6 separate regions of the Mus musculus genome follow, and all the other regions are linked to region 3. The links are chromatin loops, found by intact Hi-C in ENCODE. Cell type or tissue: heart. All regions are shown on one strand. Region 1 holds the start of Pigq (phosphatidylinositol glycan anchor biosynthesis, class Q). Region 2 holds the start of Capn15 (calpain 15). Region 3 overlaps Rab40c (Rab40C, member RAS oncogene family). Region 4 overlaps Rab11fip3 (RAB11 family interacting protein 3 (class II)). Region 5 overlaps Nme4 (NME/NM23 nucleoside diphosphate kinase 4). Region 6 overlaps Capn15 (calpain 15).

The links. Hi-C counts contacts between places; a loop is a spot of excess contacts. Peaks named below come from ENCODE experiments on the same cell type or tissue, not always from the same donor. Only the 100,000 strongest peaks of a DNase experiment are listed, where the experiment ranks them.
Region 1: it touches region 3 in a loop (2.6-fold over the local background); 6 of 42 quality-filtered maps call a loop at or near these places.
Region 2: a loop joins it to region 3, with 2.5 times the contacts of the local background. A loop is called at or near these places in 12 of 42 quality-filtered maps.
Region 4: it touches region 3 in a loop (5-fold over the local background); 24 of 42 quality-filtered maps call a loop at or near these places.
Region 5: it touches region 3 in a loop (3-fold over the local background); 18 of 42 quality-filtered maps call a loop at or near these places.
Region 6: a loop joins it to region 3, with 2.6 times the contacts of the local background. A loop is called at or near these places in 2 of 42 quality-filtered maps.

What each region holds. Positions count from the first base shown.
Region 1 is chr17:25,940,222-25,944,221 of GRCm38, forward strand. It overlaps Pigq (phosphatidylinositol glycan anchor biosynthesis, class Q), which reads right to left and starts at 1,768. Exons shown (of 11, transcript NM_011822.4): 1 at 1,594-1,768. It overlaps Nhlrc4 (NHL repeat containing 4), which reads right to left. Exons shown (of 2, transcript NM_001039038.2): 2 at 2,012-4,000. The coding sequence starts at 3,550. The coding sequence ends at 3,140. In heart, no CTCF peak of the experiment used is centred here; DNase peaks (open chromatin) are centred at 1,620 and 1,750; H3K4me3 peaks cover 2,924 bases; H3K27ac peaks cover 3,386 bases.
Region 2 is chr17:25,983,634-25,987,633 of GRCm38, forward strand. It overlaps Capn15 (calpain 15), which reads right to left and starts at 2,241. Exons shown (of 12, transcript NM_001347334.1): 1 at 1,838-2,241. It overlaps 1700022N22Rik (RIKEN cDNA 1700022N22 gene), which reads left to right and starts at 2,197. Exons shown (of 2, transcript NR_166913.2): 1 at 2,197-2,403. In heart, no CTCF peak of the experiment used is centred here; a DNase peak (open chromatin) is centred at 2,208; H3K4me3 peaks cover 2,517 bases; H3K27ac peaks cover 1,975 bases.
Region 3 is chr17:25,893,349-25,897,348 of GRCm38, forward strand. All of the region lies in intron 2 of Rab40c (Rab40C, member RAS oncogene family), which reads right to left. Among named protein-coding and RNA genes, the nearest start is that of Wfikkn1, 14 kb to the left of the region's middle. In heart, a CTCF peak has its summit at 2,200; DNase peaks (open chromatin) are centred at 803 and 2,272; H3K27ac peaks cover 648 bases.
Region 4 is chr17:26,010,746-26,014,745 of GRCm38, forward strand. It overlaps Rab11fip3 (RAB11 family interacting protein 3 (class II)), which reads right to left. Exons shown (of 14, transcript NM_001162868.2): 5 at 3,029-3,172. Among named protein-coding and RNA genes, the nearest start is that of Capn15, 27 kb to the left of the region's middle. In heart, a CTCF peak has its summit at 1,588 (motif pointing left); DNase peaks (open chromatin) are centred at 1,186 and 1,526; H3K4me3 peaks cover 556 bases.
Region 5 is chr17:26,090,418-26,094,417 of GRCm38, forward strand. It overlaps Nme4 (NME/NM23 nucleoside diphosphate kinase 4), which reads right to left. Exons shown (of 5, transcript NM_019731.1): 2 at 3,720-3,853; 3 at 3,442-3,543; 4 at 3,200-3,312; 5 at 1,328-1,735. The coding sequence ends at 1,612. Among named protein-coding and RNA genes, the nearest start is that of Decr2, 2.3 kb to the left of the region's middle. In heart, a CTCF peak has its summit at 2,122 (motif pointing left); no DNase peak of the experiment used is centred here; H3K4me3 peaks cover 342 bases; H3K27ac peaks cover 343 bases.
Region 6 is chr17:25,968,557-25,972,556 of GRCm38, forward strand. All of the region lies in intron 2 of Capn15 (calpain 15), which reads right to left. Among named protein-coding and RNA genes, the nearest start is that of 1700022N22Rik, 15 kb to the right of the region's middle. In heart, a CTCF peak has its summit at 2,144; no DNase peak of the experiment used is centred here.

The DNA of each region.
Region 1 (4,000 bases), 47 kb after region 3:
ACGCCCAACACTAGGGCAGGCTAAATCCCCATAGCCAGTGTCAAGAACCAATTTCTCTTGTCCCTTCAGTAGGAACTGACTCCAGAAGGCCATGACATGAGGCACGGCTAAAAATACTAGAGCCATTCCGCCTGTAAGAGCCCCGGCGGGTCACTGTCATAGGGAACCCTTCAGCCCAGCCCAAACTCTTGTTCAACAACTTTGTAAGGACACACCAGCTCAGTGAAATATCATTTGACTCTCTGGGGGAACACTTCACATGAACTAAGGAAAAATGCTCACAACCGTGTAGGAAGAGAAATGCCCTTGATCTAATTATAAACAGATGTTTCAAAGGTTGGTTTGGAGTCTGCTCACAACTCGTGAATCCACTGTGCTATATACACACTGTGTCTATGCACATCCTCCTTGTGGAGTATGCTTCATTTACAGTTTACCTTAAAGCAAAAAAGCTCGGGTCAAAGGAAAGAAGGTGCAAGGCAGAGAGAGGTTGGAGCTCTGATCTGTGGGGTACTGAGAGAACTCAAGTTGAGGCAAATCCCCACCCTCACTCCCATCTCAGCCTCCGGATGCACTGAAGTGTAAGAAGGAGTGTGCTTACACTGGGCTGCTGGGATCCCAGCAGCAGAAAATGATGATGAAAGAGCAGGCGATCGATACAAGAGGTGAGAGGCTGGAGCGAGAAGGCAAAAACCTGGGATGCGTGAAGGCCTTTAAAGATGCTGATTAAAAGAACAGCCCAAGCCTGGAAAAGCTACCTTTGCTAAGAAGGAGTCAGTTCCCTCCCCGACAGCCCATTCCCAGGAGGGTTAAATAAGAGGCCCCAGGAAGTCTCTTCACAGAACTCCAAGTCAGACTTCAGCAGCAGAGCTACTGCTTACTTCCCCTGCAAGGAACAGGCTTGAGGGATGGCCAGCCCAGTTAAGAGAGACCTGGGACACATCATAGCTGAAACATTACTTTGTGAATCTTTGAGAGGGTTCATATTTACCCCACGTTCAAACAACAACAACAACAACAAAACCACTTTTCTGACTAGGGATGTAGTCAGTTGGTATGGAGCCTACCTAGCCTGCACCAGACCCTGTGTTGAGTCCCCAGAACCTCATAGACCAGTAGTAGCAGTGCATATCTGTAATCAGGAGGTGGCCAAAGGACAATCAAAAATTCAAGGTCATCCTTTGCTACACTAGGATTTTGAGGCCAACCTAGCCTAAAAGAGAACCTGCACAGAAACACATTTTCCGCCTCTGTAAATGCTTTCCTTTTTCATTTCAAAAGGAGGGGGTAATCTGTTTCTGATCTTTACTGGAGTGGATAAATATGAGCCTCTCAGCCAGTGCCCCAGGAATCTTCCAGCCAGTTCCCGGCCTGGAGGGGAGGAGGGGCCTCTCGGTGCCCTCAAGTTCCGGAGAGCAGGCCCAGACCCACAACGGGTGCCGCTGAGCCTGGAGGTCAGCTGCGTGGGTGGCCGCCTCTCCCTCTATCCCGGCCTCAGGTTTCCCATCTCAGAGTCTTTAGGACCAAGAGGCCTGCGCTACCTCGGGATTTCCTCCTCTTCCTCTCCCGGCCCCGCCACCCGCTAGTGCTCACCAGCTGGTCCCCGGGGCCGCGTCCCCGAGCGGTAGGGAAGGAACTGGGTTGGGCACTGCGTTCGGCGGGCCCGGGAGGACGACCGTGCTTGCGGCTCCCAGGCCCGCCGCGGGACATCAGCACCATTTCCGCCGGCTCCGCGGCGTTGTCGCGCGACGGTCCGGTCCCCAAACATGCCCGGGCTGTCCATCGCCTGAGCCCGAGAGTTCCGCGCGCGCGGCTCCTGTCATCAAAGCTACCCTCGCTGTAAATATCCTGAAAGGTCCGGTGGATCCAGCCTTTGAGGACCATGGTAGCCGCTTTGTTCTTACCGCCTGGCCTCCTAAACCCAGGCCCTTCCATCTGTTTCTATCCATTGCGAGTAGGGTGCATGCAGACCCGTGTGGGCCGCATAGTCTGAAAGCAATACCCCTAACAACGCAGTAACTAGTGTTTATTGAGCATCTACTTACAAGCAAAGTTTCTTTCATTGTCCATTAATCCCCCACAACATAATGAACAGGGCATATTGATTTAGCCTGCAGGAGTGACATGTGTGTTGACCTCAACGTCCAGATGACAGGCTGGGTGCCACCCCACACCCTAAAGGAGCAAAAGCAAGGAGCTTTTTCTTGCTTCTTCCCACATGAAGAACATGGGTGAGACCAGATTCTCAATGAGTAAGCTCTTCAAACACACACACACACACACACACACACACACACACACACACACACCCCTCCCCTTCCAGATCTCATCTGTAACATGGGAGGAAAGGCTACTGTTTTCCTGTCTTGAATGGAAGGGTATGAAAGAACCTGTGCTACCCAGAACCGTCCCAGCACCCCACCTAAGTGCTCAAAAGTGGTTTGGACCTGGATTGAAGGGAAAACTGAAGGTATCTTTCAAAACAGGGAGTGTCCAGTAGAGGACCTGCCCTTGCTATGTGCCCTACCAGGACACATGTTGGCCTTACCCCTCTGATTTGCCTACTCCTTACCTCTCTGTTGGGCCCAGAGTGCTGTTGGAGGCTCAAGAATGGGAATATTTTTGAAGCTGGGGGGAACACTAAGGGACCACACCCTTCCCCTAAACTGCCCAACCCAGCCTAGCCACACCCTCCCTGCCTGCCTGCCTGCCTGCCTCTGATTAGGATGTAGGGGTTGGACACCTGGCAGGAGATCTTGCCTAGCTATCTGCTGGCAGACAGCCTCAGCACCCAGGATCTATAGCTTCAAGTGTTGCCTCAAAGCTCAGGCCTCCCGAGACCCAAGCTAGCAGAGCCAGGGACTGAGTGGCCCTTGGGTTTTAGGGGCATGAAAACCTATGAGCATACTTAATAGGGAAGTGGAGATGGCCCAGTTTAGAACCTCATCAAGAAATGGTGATTCATGGTTTCTGTGTAGACAGGGGCACTTGCCAAGAGGAAATCACAAAGCCAGCTAAGACCAGGTATCAGGAAGACGGCTCAGCAGGCCCCAAGGAGCCTACCAACCTTCCATGATAGTACAAAGGACTCAGGCCCGGCCAGTCCTAGCAAGGGGCAATTTCCCCCAGAGCCTACCCCTCAGGCCATCTCCCCCAGATACTGGTACAACTTGATGCAGTTGTCCCCTGCATCTGCCACCACTAGTTGGCCCTGGGGTGCACAGGCCATACCCAAGGGCCTCTTTAGTCCCTCCAACTGCAAACAGATGGGTGGCCCAACCCGGGGAAACAAAGTCACTTGGTGCCTCTGCTCATCAGCCACAATAATGCTACCCTCTGCATCAGAGCACACACCTGCTGGGTGGCCAAAGTTATGCCCAGTCAGGGTTCCTAGGGAGCCCAGAGGCTGGTGGGCACTGCCAAACAGCTGTACATCCCCAAACTCTTCACTCACAGCAAAGCCCCCATCAGGCCCTGGACCTACCCAACAAGGGCCCTCCAGACCTAGCATGGAGGTTGGAGCAAGGGGCTCCCAGGTTGGTCCTAACATGAAGCTGTGAACAGTTCCAGGCAAGTAGTCTGTCACCAGGAAGTGTCCAAGAGCATCCACAGCCAGCCCTCGGGGGGACAGGAATGTGCCTACAGTCACCCAGCGGCCCTGGGGTTCCCGGGAAGTGTACTGGAGAGCATACACAGCCCCGTGAATGAGGTCACTGACCACCACAAGCCCTGCAGCTGTCACCGCCACATCCTCTGGGACAAAGGCTCCAGTTCTAGGAATGCAGCAGGGTAGTTGACAAATGGAGCGTCCCTCAAGATCCAGCACATGGACACAGGATGCAACACCAGCCGTCAAGAAGAGCAGACCATCTGGGGAGCAGTGCAGGCCTCGGGGGCTCCCTGCAGCCCCTGCTGGCACCAGGATTTGTCCCAGCAGGCGAGGCTGCCGAGAGCAATTGGCATCTCTAAGTTGGTCCAGCCTGAGATCAAGATGTCAGGG
Region 2 (4,000 bases), 90 kb after region 3:
GATAGAACCAGAGGGGACTGGAAGGACAGGGTAGTCAAGAGATAAACAGCCAGGTAGGAGAACAATCCACACCCCGCCCCCAGGCCTAGGGAGGGGTGGAGGTGGGGACAGGAAGTGTCCTTTAGGCCAGAGTCTTAAGGCCATATCTGTATTTCTCAAAATTCAGCCTCCCAGGCCACACAGTTTAGAAATCATGACAAAATAAAGAGACAAGTCACCAGTGATCCTGGGTCTCTCCGTATCTGGTGTTTTTCAAAGAGCTTAACATTTTTCGTTTATCATTTTAAAAATTATTTTTAAAAAGTTTAATTTTGGCCTTTTCAGCCCCAGCAATTGTCTAGTGCAGTGAAAGGCAGTGTTGATACTAAAGACCACAGGGATGGACAAAGGACTACTCTAACTTTCTTAGGCTCTTAACTTATCAGCTCATCAATAGCATGTATACTGAAGGTTTTCAGGTCACCAAAAAGGCTCATCTCAAGAGCCACCAGTGAGAATGTGGAAGGAGACCAAAAAATGCTTGTGGTTTGGAGACTTAGAACTCTGTCTATCCCTCTCCTGTCAATGGATGACGGACAGCCTCAGTTTCCACATCTGTAAAATGGGCCTTACAAGTTTTGCCTTAAGGCCTGGACAATGTACAACAGGGGCCAGGAAAGCTTGGGAGTAGACAAAGCCTGGATCCAAGGATGGGCCACAATGGAACCCTTTACCCACAGAGGACTAACCTAGGCTTCTACATAGATATGGAGTTAGGGCCACTCTCAGACACTATGGCCAGCAGAGATTTTGATAACTCCATTGCAGTTAAGTTGTACAGTTTCTGAGCCTTGGATCCAGCAGGGTTCAAGTCTTCCTCCATGGAGGTCAATGACCTGTCTACCAGTCAGACAGCTCTAGACATTCTTAGATGTTAGAAAAGAAATGGGTGCATCTCTGTGGAGCAGAAGGACCTCAAAGGAAACAGAATCTACTACCCCATGGAGGCAAGCTACTGTTCAGCAAGACACAATTGCCCTAGACTGCAGAACTGTGGTCCTGAGCGCATCCCTGACAGCTAGACTCTGGAAGCAGGGAGAAACTCAAGAGGCAAGCTCCACATCTGTGACTTGCAGTTCTCCAGACTGGGAAAGGGGAAATTGCCACTGGAGGGGTAATCTCACAGTTTCTTACTGAGTAGCAGTTCTTCCTGATTTATTGCTGAACTGCAGGGTCAGCAGCAAACACTCAGGTAGGCTCTCAGGTTCTCCTGAAACTCAGGAGGTATCTATCCTGTTTTCGAGGCTAGGTGTTTCGCGGTCCTGTTTCAGTATCTGTACTCAGGGACCCTAAGAGCCAGCCTAGCAAGGACCATCTGGCCACACAACAGGGTTCCCAAATCAGACGTGGAAGGGCCCCTTTTTCAGAAAACAAAAAGAAAATCCCGCAGCTGTCAAGGGGCTGCTCTGTAACTTTCTCGGCCTGCTGACAGGCCCGCAAAAACAGAAGTGTGGGATGAGGGGGCACACAGGACGCTTTACTCTTGCTGCCGCCCCAGGCAGCTGCAGGTTTCTGCAGACAGTGCCCCCACGACCTATACCTTCGTACAGTGGGCCAACGCTTAGCCCCGGACAAGAGGGCACTCAAGGACAGGCAGGCACCGAGGGTCGCCTGCGTCTGAGGTTCCTAGGCTGGCCTCGAGTGACCCACACCTCCGGCGCGCTTCCCCCTCCCCTTCCCGCTCACCACAAGCCAGGCTACTGCTCCCAGGACAAACATGGAGCATCCCGGCTGATGCCCTGAGGCCGAGCTCTACGAGTCCTAGGCCGTCTGGCCGGCCGCCTACCGTGGAACTCACCTTAGCGAGCCGGCGGCGCCTCCTCAGCGCTCGCGATCGGTCTAGGCGGGCGCGGCCCTAGTGCCGGCCCTCAGTCGGTTGACCCACAACTTCGACCGGAGGGCACCAAGGGCCCCTTCGCGCCAGCCGCGATGCTCCGCCGGCTTAGCGCGTTTTGGCCGCGAAGATCCGTCTCGGCCCGGCAACCTTACAAACGCCTCCGTAGCTAGCGCCCGCCGTCCCGCCCGGCCTACCCGCTACGCCTTACGCTGCTTCCGTAGCGTGGCGCCCAGCCGGGGCCCGAGGCTACAGCGCGTCAGGGGCGCACGCGGCACTGGGAACCCGGAGCCGGGACTACGGCTCCCACAGGGCAGAGCGACGCGGCTCAAGGCACGCCGGGAATTGTAGTCCATGAATGGTCCTACCCTCTACTCTTTCCCTGAGATTTCGCCCTCCCAACGTGACCGGAGACGCTCAGTTCACGGATGCAGTTGGTACTCCCAAGCTAGTTTGATGTGGCGCGCTGGATCCGGGAAGAGAACGGACTACAGCTCCCAGGATCCCCTTAAGATGGGCTTTGGGCTCCGGTAGGCGTCCACGGGGTTCGAGTGTTACTGCGCCAGGGGAGATGTCGGGAGTCTGGGTCGTGATTTTGTACAAGGTCTGAACCGGTTGTCTGCTGCGTTGGGGCAGTAGGTGGTACAGTCCAACCTAGCTGCCTTGGCTGCTTTCTACCTCTTCCAGCGACTTCTGGTTTCTTTCCCAACGGTCTGAAGCAGCAACCGTGCTGGCACTGCTCCTTCCGAGGTTACTCCATCTGAGGTCTGTGTTTACTCGAGTGCTAGATAGGCACGTCACTTTTTCTAGAGAAACACTGGCATCTGAGGCAGTCCTTTGAGTTATGTTCACAAGAGCCCCCAAGCTATTTCCCATTAGAGCCCTTTGGCTCCCCCGAATTAACTTAATTCCAGCCACTTGTCCTCTGCAACTGAAAGCTAACTAAGAATCAGGCTGCTAGCCGGGCGTTGTGGCCCACGCCTTTAATCCCAGCACTCGGGAGGCAGAGGCAGGCAGATTTCTGAGTTCGAAGCCAGTCTGGTCTACAAAGTGAGTTCCAGGACAGCCAGGGCTATACAGAGAAACCCTGTCTCAAAAAACAAAACAAACCAAACCAAAAACCAACCAAAAACCAAAAACCAAAAACAAAAAACAAAAAAAAACATAGCACATAGCAAAAGGACACCCGGCACTCTGAATGTTGTGTGAGAGATTGGGTACTATTTGCCCCCGGACCCAGAAAACCTGAGTCTGGCTCAGTAGAGACTACAGATAATGTTTCTGGGAAATCATTCATGCTCCAGAAGCTAGAAAGCTAAAGACTGGCCATTGAATTCAGGATGCTGTGGGGACACCTATGCCTGAATGGGGAAGACACCAAATTTTGGCAAGAGGAGAGGAGCAGAGGCTGTCTTCCTGAGCCCCCTGACAGTGGTGAAGTCACTGCTCATTCATCAGTAGGTGATACCCATGATCAGGAGAATGGCCAAGCTGGATCCAGGACAGTATCTCTGGTCACTACGGGTCATCACTAGTGCAATGATGTATCACTGCACTAAGTAAGATGATCACACAGCAGGTAAAGCTGGATCATCCCAGGTTGGCTGAGCCCTGATCTATGCTAGTGTAGTATGGGCCAGAAGACAGACACCCTGTTGAGTGCACAGACCACAGGACACCCTGCAGAGGTCAAGAAGGGCAGAGAGAGCTTTGCAGGGACAGAAGCCATAGATCAACCACCCTGACTCTTGAGCAGATGGGACCCAACACTATTCCTCATAGTTTTGGGGCCACAGCTACAAAGGTATAGTTGCTTAGGTATAGTTGCATAGTTGCTAAGGAGACTGAGGCAGGAGGGTCATGAGTTCAAAGTTGACCTGGGCTAGAAAGTTCAAGGTTTTGTCTCAAAAAGTAGAGGGGTGGGTCAAGATGGTGCACTCCTTTAATCACAGCTCTTGCACTTGGGAGGCAGAGGCAGGCAGATCTCTCCAAGTTTTGAGGCCGAATCACATAAGACCCTGTCTCAATAAACAAAACACAAAGGTACACTTATAAAGGTGCATACTGCAGCCACAGTGCAGCTAGTGCTTGCCTAGCACGCGTGAAAACCTAGGTTTAGTAAGACTC
Region 3 (4,000 bases):
TACAAATAGATAGGTGCTTCTGAGCTGTGTATTTGATAAATAGGGTCAAGACATGTTTTTCTGAGACAGTTTCTTTCTTTTTCTTTTTTTCTTTTGTTTTTCGAGACAGTCCTATAATTTGCTCTGTATACCTGGTGTCCTCAAACTCACAGAGATCCACCTGCTTCTGCCTCCCAAGCACTGACATTACAGGCATGCACCACTAATGCCCAGTTGAGACACGGTTTTCTATGAAGTCTAGCTGGCCTGGATCTTGTTACATAGCTGGCTTGAATTTGTAGCAATCCTCCTGCCCCTGACTCCTCTATTTCCATGACATACAGTACGGGTACTGCACGCACACCCACAGGACTGACAGCAGCTATGCCTCTTTCCCCACCTTTCCCTACGCTCCCCTGGAAGGAGTTCAACTGCAACTTCCAAGCAGAGCTTGTGAGGACACTATTGCAGTGGTTTTATTTTTATTTGATTGATTAATTAATTAATTGATTGATTGATTCATTCATTCATTCGAGGCAGGGCCTCACTATGTCGCTCTGGATGGAACTCACTCTGTAGACCAGGTTGTCCTTGGACTAAAGAGATCTTTCATTAGAGCTCCGCCTGCCTCTACTTCCCAAATGCTGGGGTTAAAGATGCGCACCACCACACTTTATACTGATTTTTGATTGGCTTCTCTGAGAAAAGATCAGCAGGACCTGCAGCATAGCCTTCCTTGACTATGACCTAGACTCCCCAGTCCTATCCCCAGGAAAGCAACTGCCTGTCTACCAAGCTACCCCTAGATGGTGCTGTGGCCCCAGGCCTGCCGAGAGCAGAAGCTGCAACAGAACAATGGATGCCTGGGAAGAACCTTCAGAGAGACCTCAATCACTAACACCTGTCACCAACAGTCATCAACTATGTTGATGAGCCTGTCACTGTTCTCAGTTGGGTCTGAGGTGGTCCCTGCCACTGACCCAGCAGACTGTGTGACACTCACAGGCTCCCCTAGTCAACATACCTTTCTTTTAGAATGAAGTACATTTATGAATCACCTACAGGAGTCCTAGCACCAGGAGGGCCTGGAGAGGAGCTGACCCTGAAGGTGGAGGGAGCAGGGCCTGCTCTGTGGCCACTGGCCTGCTCCATAAACATCTAGCTGTTCCTTGTTCAGGTAGGAAATATAAGACACAGCCATGAGCTAGCCAGTGAATCAGCCTCTCCATTAGGTTTAAACATTCAGCAGTGTTTTAAATAATGGGAGCCCAGAGCAGAGCACAGGAGTAACACACGATTTGCATATACAAGGCCGGTTTCATTTCTAGTACCCCTCCCCCAAAAGGGTGGGAATTTTATTCAAAATAAGTCAGTGATCTGGGCATGGTGGCACACACCTTTAATCCCAGCATTCTGGAAACAGAGGCAAGCAGAGCTCTAGGTTCATGACCAGCCTGGTCTATATAATTCCAGAACAACCACGACTACACAGAGAGACCCTGTCTCAAAAAAGCAAAATAAACAAAACAGAAATCAGCTATCAAGAACCAGTGTGACGGGGCTGGAGAGTTGGCTCAGTGGTTAAGAGCACTGACTGCTCTTCCAGAGGTACTGAGTTCAATTCCCAGCAACCACATGGTGGCTCACAGCCATCTATTGTGAGATCTGATGCCTGTTCTGGCACATAGGCATACATGCAGATAGAGCACTCATATAAAGTAAATACATCTTAAAAAAAAAAACAAAAACAAAACAACAGTGTGATGGCACATGCTTGTACACAATCTCCAGTGAGTCCAAAGGCAGCCTGAGCTACAGTATGGGTCCAGCTATATGCCCAGCTATGTCCAACTTTTTTCTCAAAAAGAAAGAAACAGTCGCTGGGCATGGTGGCATATGCTTTTAATCCCAACACTTGGGAGGCAGAGGCAGGCAGATTTCTGAGTTCGAGGCCAGCCTGGTCTACAGAGTGAGTTCCAGGACAGCCAGGGCTACACAGAGAAACCCTGTCTCGAAAAACCAAAAGAAAGAAAGAAAGAAAGAAAGAAGGAAGGAAGGAAAGGAAGGAAGGAAGGAAGGAAGGAAGGAAGGAAGGAAGGAAGGAAGAAAGAAAGAAAGAAAGGAAGAAAGAGAAACAAAGAAAGAAAGAAAGTCAGTCAGTCAGTCAGTCTAGCTATGTGGAGCTGCATAACTACCAGGGAACCTGCATTACACTAACCCACAGATGGAGCCAGACTTTCAGCTCTCCCGCCAGAGAGCACAAGTACTGCCTGGCAGACATGGGCTCGAGGTCACAGGGGTCACAGCAGTGGCTTTGCATCAGTGCCTTCCAGCAGTTCCCTTTCTTTTTTTTAAGTTGGGAAGTGAAAGCTTTGTCTCCTCACCCTAGAAAGCATCTTTACCTAGACTTCTAGTCTTCCAGCCTGGCTGAGCTTCAACCCAAGGCCATTTGAGAAATTGAGTCCCCAGAGCTTCACCCAGAAGCTTCTGGGCCTTTCTCCCCAACAGGACTGATTGCTTTTAGTGTCTTAGTGCTCAGTTCAGTGAGGAGGACCCACTAGGTCCACTGCTCATCACACAGCTCTGAAGGGGCTCCACACCAAGCAACCATAGCGAGCAAAGTCCAGTAGGAGTGAGTGCTCGGGGGTCTGATGACAGTTCTCATTAACGTGTTAAGCCAAGATAGCAGAGAAAGAGCCCTTGGCTTAGCAGGTTCTAAGAGGAGCAATTATCCCAAGCTTGAGGGTAAGTAGGCCCTGAGAAGGAGGAGCACAGATGCGGAGGAATGCGCTGGAGGAGGCAGAGCAGTGACCTGGAAGGAGTCTAAACCAGACCCAAGGGAGACAGCAGGCATGTGGGGCCCAGTCTGGCAGAGCCACCGGCAAGCTCAGGTCTGAACATCACTCTCACGGGTCGGCGGTGTCGGCCGCCAGGACGCCATCCACACTAACTCTCTTTCAACATCATTCATTTTCCCTTCTGTCTAAAAATATTTTTCTTTTTTAATCAGCTAAGACAAGCCCCCAAAGAGGACCAGCTGTCCCCCTCAGGCCCCAGATCATCTGCTGAGCCAGCCACTACCCACTGGATCTGAAAGCCTCACCTAATAGCTTAGATCCATCCTCACAGGCCTCTTGCCCATTTGAACAGAGCAAAGTGCTGCCCCTGATAGATCTGAACACAATTCTTAATTTCATGGGATACATACTGAACAGAAACTGAGGCAAGGAGGTCAGAATACTTGCTCTACTCACAAGAATAAAACCATTGGCTGAGGTCCTGGCTCGGTCTACCATTCAAGTCAAGCATTTTGTTCAAGTTTGTATGAGACCAGATCTCACAAAGCTACCCTTGACCCCTGCCCAGTGCCCTGCAACTCCCAACCTTTTCCTCTAACTGAGCTCAGGGTGTCTCCTCTGCTTAGAGAAGGCTGTGACCTCTGTACTCCGTGCTTTCATCTGCTCACCTTGCTCTACGTGCTCAGATCCTGTCCTTCCTGACCTGTGCTGGCCAGACTGACTGCTAAGGTAACAGTCCAGCTTTCTTATCTTTCCCCATCAGTCTTGCCTGTATATTCTATTTTCTGGGAGATTTGCTTCATTTTATTTTCCAGCCTTTTCCACAATTTCCATTGATCTGCAATTTTTAGAAGCTCTTTGGGGGTCTAGATATACCACCCACCGGGCAGGAAGCTGGTCTTTGTTCTCAGAGGTGTGGTGAGATGTCTGGAGCTCCCTGGAGCTCGCAGGGTCCTCTTCTAACTACTTACATCTTTTTTCACACATTGATGAGTTTGGTTGTCCCTCTGACCCCTATGAAAACCCCTGAGACACTGCGACGGCTCTGTGACTCTGGCTTGTGGAGGAGCTTCTGTGCTGTGGGTGTCTCTGGAACGAACTTCCTTCCTTCCTTCCTTCCTTCCTTCCTTCCTTCCTTCCTTCCTCCCTCTTCCTCTTCCTCCTCCTTCTTCTTCCCCTCTCTCTCTCTCTCTCTCTCTCTCTCTCTCTCTCTCTCTCTCTCT
Region 4 (4,000 bases), 120 kb after region 3:
GTCACAGGTACCACGACGGGTTATGGCACAGGGTCTGGAACAGGACGGAGGTGTAGATCCAGTCCTGCAATGGCGGGGCAGGCAAGGGGCAGCCGCTCACAGACCTCCAAGTGTGTTCCACTCCCGAGATGCTCTGCCTTCCTGCAGTAACAGTGCTGCCCGACAGGAGCCTGTGTGGCCACTCGCCACCTAAGCCTAGCAGGAGATGCTATTGGTAGCGTCACATACCGCCTAATCTTCTCCAGACCCTTCTCCTAAAAGTCCCCCAGCCAGGGGCGTGTCCCTCTTCACACCAAGCCAATGGCATCTGGCGAATGTTGAGGTGAACAAAGAACCCAAAGATGTTTCCTATGAGTATGTGAAGTTGCAAATAGCCAGCAAGGAAACTTAGCTGCAATGCTGGTTCTGTTGGGCCTGGTCACAGAGACAGTGGGACAAAGGGCAGAGATAAGAGATGCACAGGCAGAGGAGCAGCAGGCGTGAGGTGTAAAGTGGTAATGCTAAGTCCTCTGAATTCAACCCTGCCTACAAACTCGAGGCCCCCAGAGCACAGGTGAGCACGACTAACATTCCAGGAAACAAACTATTCATGAATTTTGTCCTGATTTTTCTTTTTCTTTTTTTCTTTTTTTTTTTTTTTTTTGAGGCAGGGTTTCTCTGTATAACCCTGACTCTCCTGGAACTCACTCTGTAGATCAGGCTGGCCTTGAACTCAGAAATCCGCCTGCCTCTGCCTCCAGAGTGCTGGGATTAAAGGTGTGCGCCACCGTGCCTGGCTTGTCCTACTTTTTCAAGACAGGATTTCTCTGTGTAGCCCTGGCTGTCCTGGAGCTCGCTCTACAGACCAGTCTGGCCTCAAACTCAGAGATCTGCCTGTCTCTGCTGGATTAAAAGTGTGTGCTACCACCTCCCAGCAACAAATTTGATTTCAAAAACCCATCTTTAAATTCCCTACTCTGGTTCCTGTGCCTCATTTTTATAAAGTGCTGGAGTATCCTCTTTCACGTGTTAGATTGTTTTCTCCAACAAGGACAGCAGCCAACAAGGTAGCCACCTCCATAAAGGAGACAGGACATAGGCAGCTAGCGAGATCAAGGCATGCAGGGACAGCTGGGCCGCAGGAGAGTCCCAATGTCAGAGTGCCTGGCTAGAAGAGGTGACCAGAGCAGGAGCACCGCGGACAGCACCCAGCAGAGGGCAGCACTGCAGCGGGAGTCTCCGGCAGCACAGGTAACACCAGGTCCTCGTTACCTATTCATCTCAAGATCAGTCAGGCGGGCAGACAGATCCTCAAGGCGGTTGATCTGTTTATGGCACTGGCTACAGTAAAACTCAAAGGCCTCGTCAGTGAGGACGTCGCACAGCTTTGAGGCAAGAGGGTTGGAGCTAGAAAGACAGAGGGTCAGTCAGGAGAGAGAGAGGAGGCCCGCTTAGGTTATCTTTGCCAGGCACAGGGAGGAGGTGTTAACTGCACAAGTCAGACGCAGGGGAAGGGAATGAACTGTCCGAGGTGCTGGCTGTGCTCTTGCAACTACCATGAGCCCCGCCTTACACCACCCTGGGGAGCCTGGACACCCACCAGCTAGACACATGCCCCCTGCTGGCCAGTGAGAGCTATAACACAGAACCCCACTTAATAGTGGGCAATGTATCCTTATCCCCTGTGGAAGTCACCTGAATGTGACATCAAAGTGTGCCTCCAGGGGAGTTTATTTGCTGGGTTTCTGTCATTTTGAGATGATATTACTGTCTCAAACAAACAAACGAAAGGTGCATTGGCAGACTTGTGCTTTTGAGATCCGTGCTAACTTGGGATTCTGTCAACCTTGTGGGGATGCTGGGGCTCAACTCCCATGATTCCAATTCAACAAGCTCTTAGTGCACTATCATGATGCATCTGTTCTGGGCAACCTCATCCCTAGGGTAGGACCCACAGGCCATGGGAAGCTGATCTGGAAGTTCAATTGAAGAACTTCCGAAAGAAAGGAATATATAAAATGTAGTGTGGAAATTACAATTTAGATTAAAAACACCAGGCAGGAGATGGGGCAAACTTCACAAACAGGAGAGACTGCCACATGGATGCACAAATGCCAAATTCTGGAATAAGTCCACTACTTCAACTCAAAGTCCCTAGGACTCCTCGAAGGAGGACTGAGTGCCCAGGACGCACTCAGAGATCCCACTTCACAGCCAGTGCACCTTTGAGGTGGTATATGAGCAGGAGGCCCAGGTGAAGCTTACAGGTAGCCCTCCTAGCACTGGTTCCACATGTCTGTGCTGTCATGGTAACCGAGCTGAAGTAGACACAAAAGCATCACAAAATTCAGGAACATGAAAGCAAACAGGAGATGTTGGCAATATGGAAGAGCTGTCCAGACAGGTCCAGGCCCCACTGAGAGGCAGTGGTTTCCTTAGATGGAAAGCTCAGGAGGGACTACCTGGGCCTTCAGACAAGCCAGGCAGGGTCTAGTGAGCACACAAGTCAATGTCCTGAGGCACAACTTAAAGAGAGTGAGCATCTTCATCATGCCTACTCGATATCATAGCTGAGAACTTTTCAGAAAACTTGGCCAATATTAGCACATATGGCCTGGCTTATGATTCTTTTTTTTTTTTTTTTTTTAAATTTATTTATTATATGTAAGTACATTGTAGCTGTCTTCAGACATTCCAGAAGAGGGAGTCAGATCTCGTTACGGATGGTTGTGAGCCACCATGTGGTTGCTGGGATTTGAACTCTGGACCTTTGGAAGAGCAGTCGGGTGCTCTTACCCACTGAGCCATCTCACCAGCCCGCTGGCTTATGATTCTATAGTGTCCCTCAAAACCAGCCACAGGCCATAGAGTAATCAGTGACAGACAAGAGGATCTCAGCTAGACTTCACTCTGAGACAGGCTCAGAACTTGTCTGTGTGGTTTTAGCTACACAGACAAAGCAAGCCTCCTGACCAGCAAGGCCCAACAGAGGGGCTTCCCCAGCACTAGGTGTAGAGAGGGAGTAGATCATGACAGTGCAAGGTGTCACCTGGGGGTGAGAAAAGCAGGGTCCTCGCCGTCCCCATCGCAGAGGGTCTCCGGGGATAGTTCTGCCTCATTGCCCTCACCATAATCTTCAAAATGTTCCTCACTGCCAATCACCATGACGACAGCTTGGCTGTGGGGGCGGGATCTACAAAAGACAGAAGCAATTCTGAGTCACGGCCACAGGCACCCAGGCACCTGATGAGATGCGTACTATTCGACAAGCCACAGGTCTGAGCTCCATCACTGCAGGAGCCACACTGCTAAAACAGAACAGAAGCAGAAACAGGTGAGACCCATTTCCAAGAAGTGAGCTGCTACGTAAGCCATCACTTCAAAGGGGTATAAGGGAGACAATAAGGTGACAGACCATGCTAAGAGCTGTCAGTAGAGTCAGCCCTTTTGGTTCAAACCACAGTACTCCAACAGGGTTGTGGCTTTCAGTTTGACACCCATGAAGCTCACACACGTGGCCAGTCTTAGCAGCTGGACATCAGTAAAAGTGTAGGATCCCGTGCTGTCACAGCTGTCCTTCTTACCTGTGTACTCCCTTCCTGGATCTACTAAGGTCTAAAGAAATAGAACAACTTGCACTGGGTGATGGTGGTGCATGCCTTTAATACCAGCACTTGGGAGGCAGAGGCAGGTAGATCTCTGTGAGTTCGAGGCCAGCCTAGTCTAGAGAGTGAGTTCCAGGACAGCCAGGGCTACGCCGAGAAATCTTGTCTTCAAAAACAAAACAAACAGAAAATATAAAACAAAAAATTTAACAGATAAACAATTACGTCTTTCAGTAACTTTTTTTGTAGTACTGGGGCTAGAACCTAGGACTTGTACACACTGAGCAGTCAACCTTTTAAAGTGTTTGTTATTATTATTGTTGTTTTGAGACAGGGTCTCACTATATAGCTCTTGGGTAGCCCGCAACTCAAGAGGTAACCCAGGCTTGCCTCAAACTCACGAAGATCTCCATGCC
Region 5 (4,000 bases), 200 kb after region 3:
TGGTGTCTGTGCAGCCACTTAGTCCATATACCCAAGCTGGCCGGGCTGCGTGCTATCAGCTGTGGAAGTCGGAACTCCAGATGAACACCGCTCTTGGACACTACCTCCCAGTGCAGAGAATCTGGAGCTTGCAAACCCAATAGCTCCCTCTCGTGGCTAACCCGGGTGGAAAGTCCAGAGTGAACCTCTTGCTGGCTGGCAAGAATCACTGCACTGAAACTCAGAGAACCAAGAACTGGGTTCCATTGTCTAGATGTCAAAGAGTGAAATGACTTATCAAATTAGCCACAGAAGCTGTCATGATGTACCTGCAACTGAATCAGTGACTCTGGGATCCGGGGTGAGATGTGACTTACATGTGTCAATGTGAACATAAATGGACATCAGGCCGTGGTGGTCATCATGGACAGCATCAGGTCGGGAGTGGAGGATACTCTTTTGTGCCTGGGTTGCATTGAGGGAGAGATGAGAGTAGCCCTTGGAGTGTTAGGCTCTGCTGTTCCAACTTCAGGAGACCTGATACACAATACCCACAAAGACTGGTGTGTACTCCTACTGAAGGCTCGCTCACTGGGCCTTGAAGAAGCCTCAGGTCCGGTCTATTCTTTACTGCCATCCTCAGACAAATCAGATGGGCAGGAGCTATACCAGCGCCCGCAAAAGAACCCCAATTGGATTCTCAATTTCATGGGCCCTGGATTCTTGCTTGGTTCTTGCATTTACCCAAAGTCGAGGGATCCTTCCTTTCTTTACTCAAAGCTCTAAGCTTCAGGCCTAATGTTTTATACCATGCATAAAAACACTCATTAAAGTGCTTGAGTAAAGCAATTTCCTCCACATTTGTCATGACTATGGGACATCATGGTGCATCATTGCTCTGGTGACCTATAGCTTGGCCCTGTAGTCGTGCCAATGAAATAAGTAGAATACGGTGGTAGCTGGGACTAGGGGAGTAGTAATCCAGGATCGGCATTATACACTGGCCTTAACTCCTCACCTAGGACTTTCTACTCCCCTGTAGGAGGTAGGTAAACTGAAAGCAGGATCCCATCAGGCTTGCTGTCACTGCCCATGCTGGGGGCAGGGGGACCTTTCAGTGACTCGGCTGTCCTGAGGTCACCCATGTTTCTGTGGCCAATCTCTCATCCACGGTCCCATAAGCCAGTCCAACGAACTCATGGGTTCACCAACTGGAAATGGTTGGAATTGTTACTCTAGTCTGTTATTGGTGCCCTAGAGGGGGTGAACAAGCATTTGTTCATATCTCCCAGGAAAGGTCACACAGTGCTGAGATAGCAGAACTAGTAAGTAGACCATTTCCATTTTAAGCATAAAATTTTAATGTCTCTCCTTTGAGGCAGGTGAAGTCACCTTTGACAATGCCCCAAAGGTTGTCTGGCACTTTTGTACACAAGGACATGGTCCAATATTGTATTGACTTAGGATACAAAAAGGCACATAGAGTTGAGGCTTAGACTCCCCTGGGCTGGAGTTGGGTAGAGCGGGAGTAGGGAGTGGTTTGGGGACATGGGAAGCATGGGGGCTTGACTTCTTGTTGACAGAGGTAGTAGGTCATGGGTAGACCTGAAGTGCAGAAGGCAGTGCAAGCCCTCAGGCAGGGTAGCAGCTGCTGTGGTGACCACCATCTGCCCAGTTCAACAGTTCGCTGCTCTGAAACCACAGCTCGATCTCCCTCTGGGCCCCATCCACAGAATCGCTAGCATGGATGACGTTCCTGTGAGAGGTGGAAAAGGTGGAGTCTGTGGTTGAGTCCAGTTTAAGTCTGGATTGGGACCCCAGGGCTATCTTGCCTCTAACCTGCTGCCCTCTGTCAGGGAACAAGGTGACCGTAGAGAAGAGAAGGAGATTTTGGAGTTGGTTATGGTGCTACAAGCCTATAACAAGGGCACTGAAGAAGCTGAGATTGCAGGACTGCCTTGAATCGTGGCCAGTCTGGATTAGAGAGGGAGACCCTGTCTCAGAATAGAAGACGGGGGCTGGAGAGATGGCATGGCAGTTGGAGCACATCCTCTCTTGCAGAGACCCAGACCTTGGTTCCCAGCACCCAAATACAGTGGCTCACAACTACCTGTAACTCTGGCTCCAGGCATCTAGCACCCTCTTCTGGCTTCTGCAGGCACTACAGGCATATGCACACACAAAGATAAAATAAAATATAAATAAATAAATAAATAAATAAATAAATAAATAAATAAATAAATAAGGGAGACGAGAGCCAGAGATGAAGCTCAGTTGGTAGAGTGCTTGCTTGCCTGGCATGCACAAACCCCTGATTTTGATCCCCAGCACTCGGTAGGCAGTACTAGGCAGAGGCAGGGAGAGTACAAATTCATGGCTGCGCTCAGCAATATAATCAGTTTGAGACCAGCCTAGATTACATGAGAAAAATGAAGGGAAGGAGGAAGGGGAAAGGGTGGGCAGTAAGAAGGGCTGGACATTTGCATCTCTCCTGGCCTCAGTTTCTCCCAAGCTCAGAGGCCAGCCTATATACTAACTTCTGACAGCTGCCTCTCCCTACCGGTAATCAGAGACGCCCCTCGTGGTTGGCGACCAAAACAGAATACTAAAGAGCCAGGAAAAAGTGGTTTTAGTCAGGCATGGAAGCCTACTGTAAGCTCAGCACTCAGGCAGTAGAGATATGAGACTAAGGAGTTCAAGACAGGGGCTGGAGGGATGGCTCAGCGGTTAGGAGCACTAATTGCTCTTCCAGAGGTCCTGAGTTCAAATCCCAGCAACCACATGGTGGCTCACAACCATCTGTAATGGGATCCCATGCCCTCTTCTGGTGTGTCTGAAAACAGCTACAGTGTACTCATATAAGTAAAATAAACAAATCTTTTAAAAAAAAGTTTAAGACACCTTCAATAAGCTCAGAGACAATCTGGCCTACCTGAGAACAGATCTCAAAAAAAAACCTGGCTTTTCTTTCAGCCCAGCAAGATTCCCACTTCTCAAGGATTTTTTTTTTTTTTTTTTTGGACAGGGTTTCTCTGTGAAGCCCTGGCAGTTCTGGAACTCCCCTTTGTGACCAGGCTGTCCTCAAACTCAGAGATCTGGCTGCCTCTGCCTCCTGAGCGGTAGGATTAAGGGGGTGTCACTGTCACTGTCACAGCCGCCTGACTAACACTGGCCTTCTTTGCCCCACTTTGGGAGACTAAGGGTGTCAGGGCCTCCATACCTGCTGATGTGAACACTGAAGTCGCCCCTGATTGTCCCGGGGGCTGCCTCTGTTGAGTCGGTGTGTCCTATCATGGCCCTTGAGATATGGACCACATTGGGGCCTTCCCAGACCTGCAGCACAGATATGGGGGTTCGAGAGAAGCTGGGGACCCTGGGTGCCCTGGGCTCAATCCAAGCCCTTTCCTTTGCTCGGAGAATGACACCCCAAAGACCCATTCCATTGCCCCTGCCCTGCTGTACCATGGCCACCACAGGCCCAGAGCTCATGTAGCTGATAAGAGCTGGGTAGAATGGCTTCCTCTGTAGGTCCCGGTAGTGCTCAGCAAGGATGCTTTCTGGTGCCTGTGTGGAAAGAGGTGTGAGACCAACCCTCGGAGAATAAACCCCCAATTGGTGTCCTGAGTTTGGGGCACCTTTTGGACACAACTCCAGAAGCTAGCTCCTACAATGGATACCTCCCAACCCTTGCAACTGCAAGTGCTAGGAGCCTTTGGGACACCACAGCCCAAGGGAGATACCTGCAGCATCTTCATCCCCACGAGCTTGAAGCCCCGCCTCTCAAAGCGTTGTATCACAGTCCCCACTAGTCTCCTCTGTACCCCATCTGGCTTCACAGCAACCAGCGTCCGCTCTTGGGGCCAGGGGGGGCCTCCTGTTAAAAAAAAAAGACAGGTCGGGGTGAGGATGCTCCACATTTTCAGGGCCCTCCCACCTAGATACCTGACAGAGCTCAGACATCAAAGGACTGGGAAGTTCCTGCCACAATACAAACACAGACAAATGCAAAGGGGAGCCGCCC
Region 6 (4,000 bases), 75 kb after region 3:
GGCAGTCCTTAAATATGAGGACTGCCATGCCCCATGCTTCTCTCAGGCCACTACTGCCCTATCAGAGCAGGGAAAGAGGCTGCCTGTTTCACATGCTTATGTTGTGTTACTTCGGTGTGACTGTATGCACATATGTGGGAAAGGAGTCCTGACAGGTGACCACACAAGAGTGTCATCTCCTGTTTTTCTTCCATCTGTCTAGCTGAGTAACCCTCTGAGGTCCATCTCCTCTAGTCTGGATATGTATGGATTCTTCTAGATCATTAACACTATCTATTACTGATTCAACTTGGATGTCCACTGCCCACTTAAGTCCTAGGACTATCTGTAGTGGGAACTAATACATATTGGAGATGCCAGTTCAGGGGAAAGCTAGAGTAGTATGGAGCCACAACACATCCTCAGGTCTTGGGATTATCTTGTTATCCTACTTGTCCATCCAAACCATTCTGGACATCTTTAGTTTTTTTTTTTTTTCTTACATAGCTCAAGCTATTTTTGAACTCCTTATTCTCCTGCTTCTACTTCTAGAGTCTTGGAATTACAAGCACACACTACAATGCCTGGCCAGAGCTCTGGATGTGAATATCTTATTAATTAAATTTATTTACAGGATCTCTTTGTAGCCCTGGCTGTCCCGGAGGGCTAGGTTTAAAGGTGTGCACCATTATACCCAGCAAAAATCTTGGCTTTAATTTATTTATTTATGTGTGCCTGAGTTTATGTATATGTACCGTGTATATGCTGGAGGCCCTAGAGGTCAGTCAGAGAGGCACTGGTTCCCCAGGAACAGAGTTCTAGATGGTTATGTGCTGCAAAGCAAACTCAACCCAGTGTCCTGTGGAAGAGAAGCAAGTGCTCCTAACCGGCACCATCCATCTCTATGGCTTGTGCTGCTTTGCTTACTGAGACACGGTCTCACTGAGCAGCCCTGGATGGCCTGCAACTCACTATGTGGCCCAGGCTGCTGCAAACTCTTTTTTTTTTTTTTTTAAAAGAATAATTAATTTATTTTATTTATATGAGTACACTGTAGCTGTCTTCAGACACACCAAAAGAGGGCATCAGATATCATTACAGTTGGTTGTGAGCCACCATATGGCTGCTGGGAATTGAACTCAGGATCTCTGGAAGAGCAGTCAGTGTTTTGTTTTGTTTTTTTCTTTTTCTTTTCTTTTGGTTTTATGAGACAGGGTTTCTCTGTGTAGCCCTGGTTGTCCTGGAACTCACTCTGTAGACCAGGCTGGCCTTGAACTCAGAAATCCGCCTGCCTCTGCCTCCCAAGTGCTGGGATTAAAGGTGTGCACTATAATGCTCGGTGCAGTCAGTGTTCTTAACCGCTTACCCATCTCTCCACAGCCCCCTGCTCTCTCCCTCAAATCCTTTCTTTGAGACAGGGTTTCTCTGTGTAGCCCTGGCTGTCCTGGAACTCACTCTGTAGACTAGGCTAGCCTCTAACTCAGAAATCTGCCTGCCTCTGCTTTCCAAGTGCTGGGATCAAAGGCGTGTGCTACCATTGCCGGGCCTGCCTCAAACTCTTAACAATCCTACTTTGCTTCTTGCCTCAGTGTGCCAAATTATGTAGTCTAGATGTGACTGCTCACAACGCTGAACAATCTCTCACCCTGCCCCCCCCCAAAACTCATTTAAGAATGAAGCAACAACAACAACAAAAAGAATGAAGCAACAACAAAAGTAAACTTTCATCTACATATATGAATTTAGTAAAATATGAAAGTAGGAGAGTCATCCACCCATGTGACACATGTATGGTGATGTTCTCTGCTGGGGCACGACTGACTGACTTACAAGACTGAGAAGGAAGTCCAACATATAGCCTTAGCACTCAAAGCCACAAGGTACACCTAGCAATTCTACTCTTAAATTTCCTCAGGACACACACACACACACACACTCACACATACACACACACTCACACACATACACTCACACACATACACACACACACGCACACACACATACACACTCACACACATACACACACGCGCGCGCGCACACACACGGAATGTTCAACACCAATAGCCATCAGAAAAATGTAAATCAAATCAAATCAAGCTCCACTGCACACCCTGCAGGACAGTTATCAAAGCCAGAAGACAGTGAGCATCGTCAAAGTCAGGGAAAGCAGAACCCTGCCAACACTGTTATGGGAAATGTAAATGGGCCAGCCCCGAGACAGCAGTGTTTCTCAGAATGTTAGATAAATTCACCATATACAGCAGCCCCAGCCCAGGGATATACCCAAAACAACAATTAAACACACATCCACATAAAAACCTTTAACATGCAAACAAAACAAAACAAAAACCCAAAACCAAAAGCAAACCAACAAAAAAAGCTAGGCATAGTGACATTCTGGAGGCAGAGGCAGATCTACAGACAGGCCTGGTCTACAGAGCAAGTTCCAGAACATCCAGGGCTGTTACACAGAGAACCCTTTTCTTAAAAACCAAAACCGAAACCAAAACAAAGCAAAACAACAACAACCAACCAAAAAATAAAATACAATCAAACAATCTTTAGCATGAATGAGCATAAGAAGCATCACACAAAAGCTAAGTGGAAATGACATCTGTTCATGAGCAGAGAGCCAAGGGCAGCTTTTTTCCTTTTTTTTTTTTTTTTTTTTTTTTTTTTTGGTTTTTCGAGACAGGGTTTCTCTGTGAGGCTCTGGCTGTCCTGGAACTCACTTTGTAGAGCAGGCTGGCCTCTAACTCAGAAATCAGCCTGCCTCTGCCTCCCAAGTGCTGGGATCAAAGACGTGCACCACCACTGCCCGGCTGGGTAGCTTATTCTTAAGACAGCATACTACTGATGTGTGAAAAGGAAGGAGGTCCTGACAAAGCTGCAGTGGGATGAACCTTGAGGGCAGTGTGCTTGTGACATGAGCCAGACAGAGCCAGGTCACAGGTGAAATCTCTAGAAAAGGGAAGCACAGAGACAGGAAGCAGTGCAGTGACTGCCTGGGGCCAGAGCAGGGACCAAATGACTGCAAACAGGATCTCTTTCAAGTGTAAACAAGTTTATAACAATGTTTGTTCAAAGCTATGACTGGTTGAAAATGACTTGTACACTAATAATAGTTGATGGTGTGTGTGTTGGCTAGTTTGATGTTAACTTGATACAAGCTAGAGTCATTTTGGAAGAGGGATCCCTCAACTGAGAACATGTCTCCACCATCTGGCCTGTGGGCAGGCCTATGGTGCATTTTCATGACTGACTATAACCGTGGGAAGGCCCAGCTTCCTATGGGCAGTGTCACCCCTGGGCTGGTGGTCCTGGATGCTATAAGGCAAACTAAGTGAGACACAAGGAGCAAGCCAGTAAGCAGCTCTTCTCTATGGTTTCTGCACCAGCTCTTCCTCTAAGTGCCCTTCCTGAGTTTCTTCAGTGATGGACTGTGCTGTGGAACTATAAGGTGAAATAAACTTTTCTTCCCCTAGTTGATTTTGGTCAATGGTGTCTTATCACAGCAATAGAAAAACTAAGACAGTGTGTAGGTCTTATTTCAAAAAAAAAAAAAAAAAAAAAAAAAACTGCTTAAAAGGAGTTAAACCTCAACTTGGAGGTATTGCCTGGAGCGTCTTGCAGACCCAAAGGGAACTGACACTGTAATCCCTCATGTGAATCAGTGCACCATCCCCACTTGCTTGAAGGGTCCCATTCTGCTTGTCACGGCTCTCCAGACCTTGGGTTCCCAATATCTTCTGACCATTAGAGTAACGTGGTCCTACAGATTCCAGTAGTATCAGTGCCAGTATCTCCTTAAAGTCACCCCAGCCAGGTCAAAGTCACTTCAGAAGGTAGTCTCCTGTCTACAGTTTTATGCCCAGATAATTTCCTATGCCTGGTAGCTGTTTGTGAAGTGCGTCATGTCATGTGTGTCATGTGTGTCATGGCTTCTGAGCAGAGGACAGTTAAGAGTTTCCTAGGTTTACTAGAACAGAGCTACTAGGTCTACATCCTCTCTGAGGTGAAG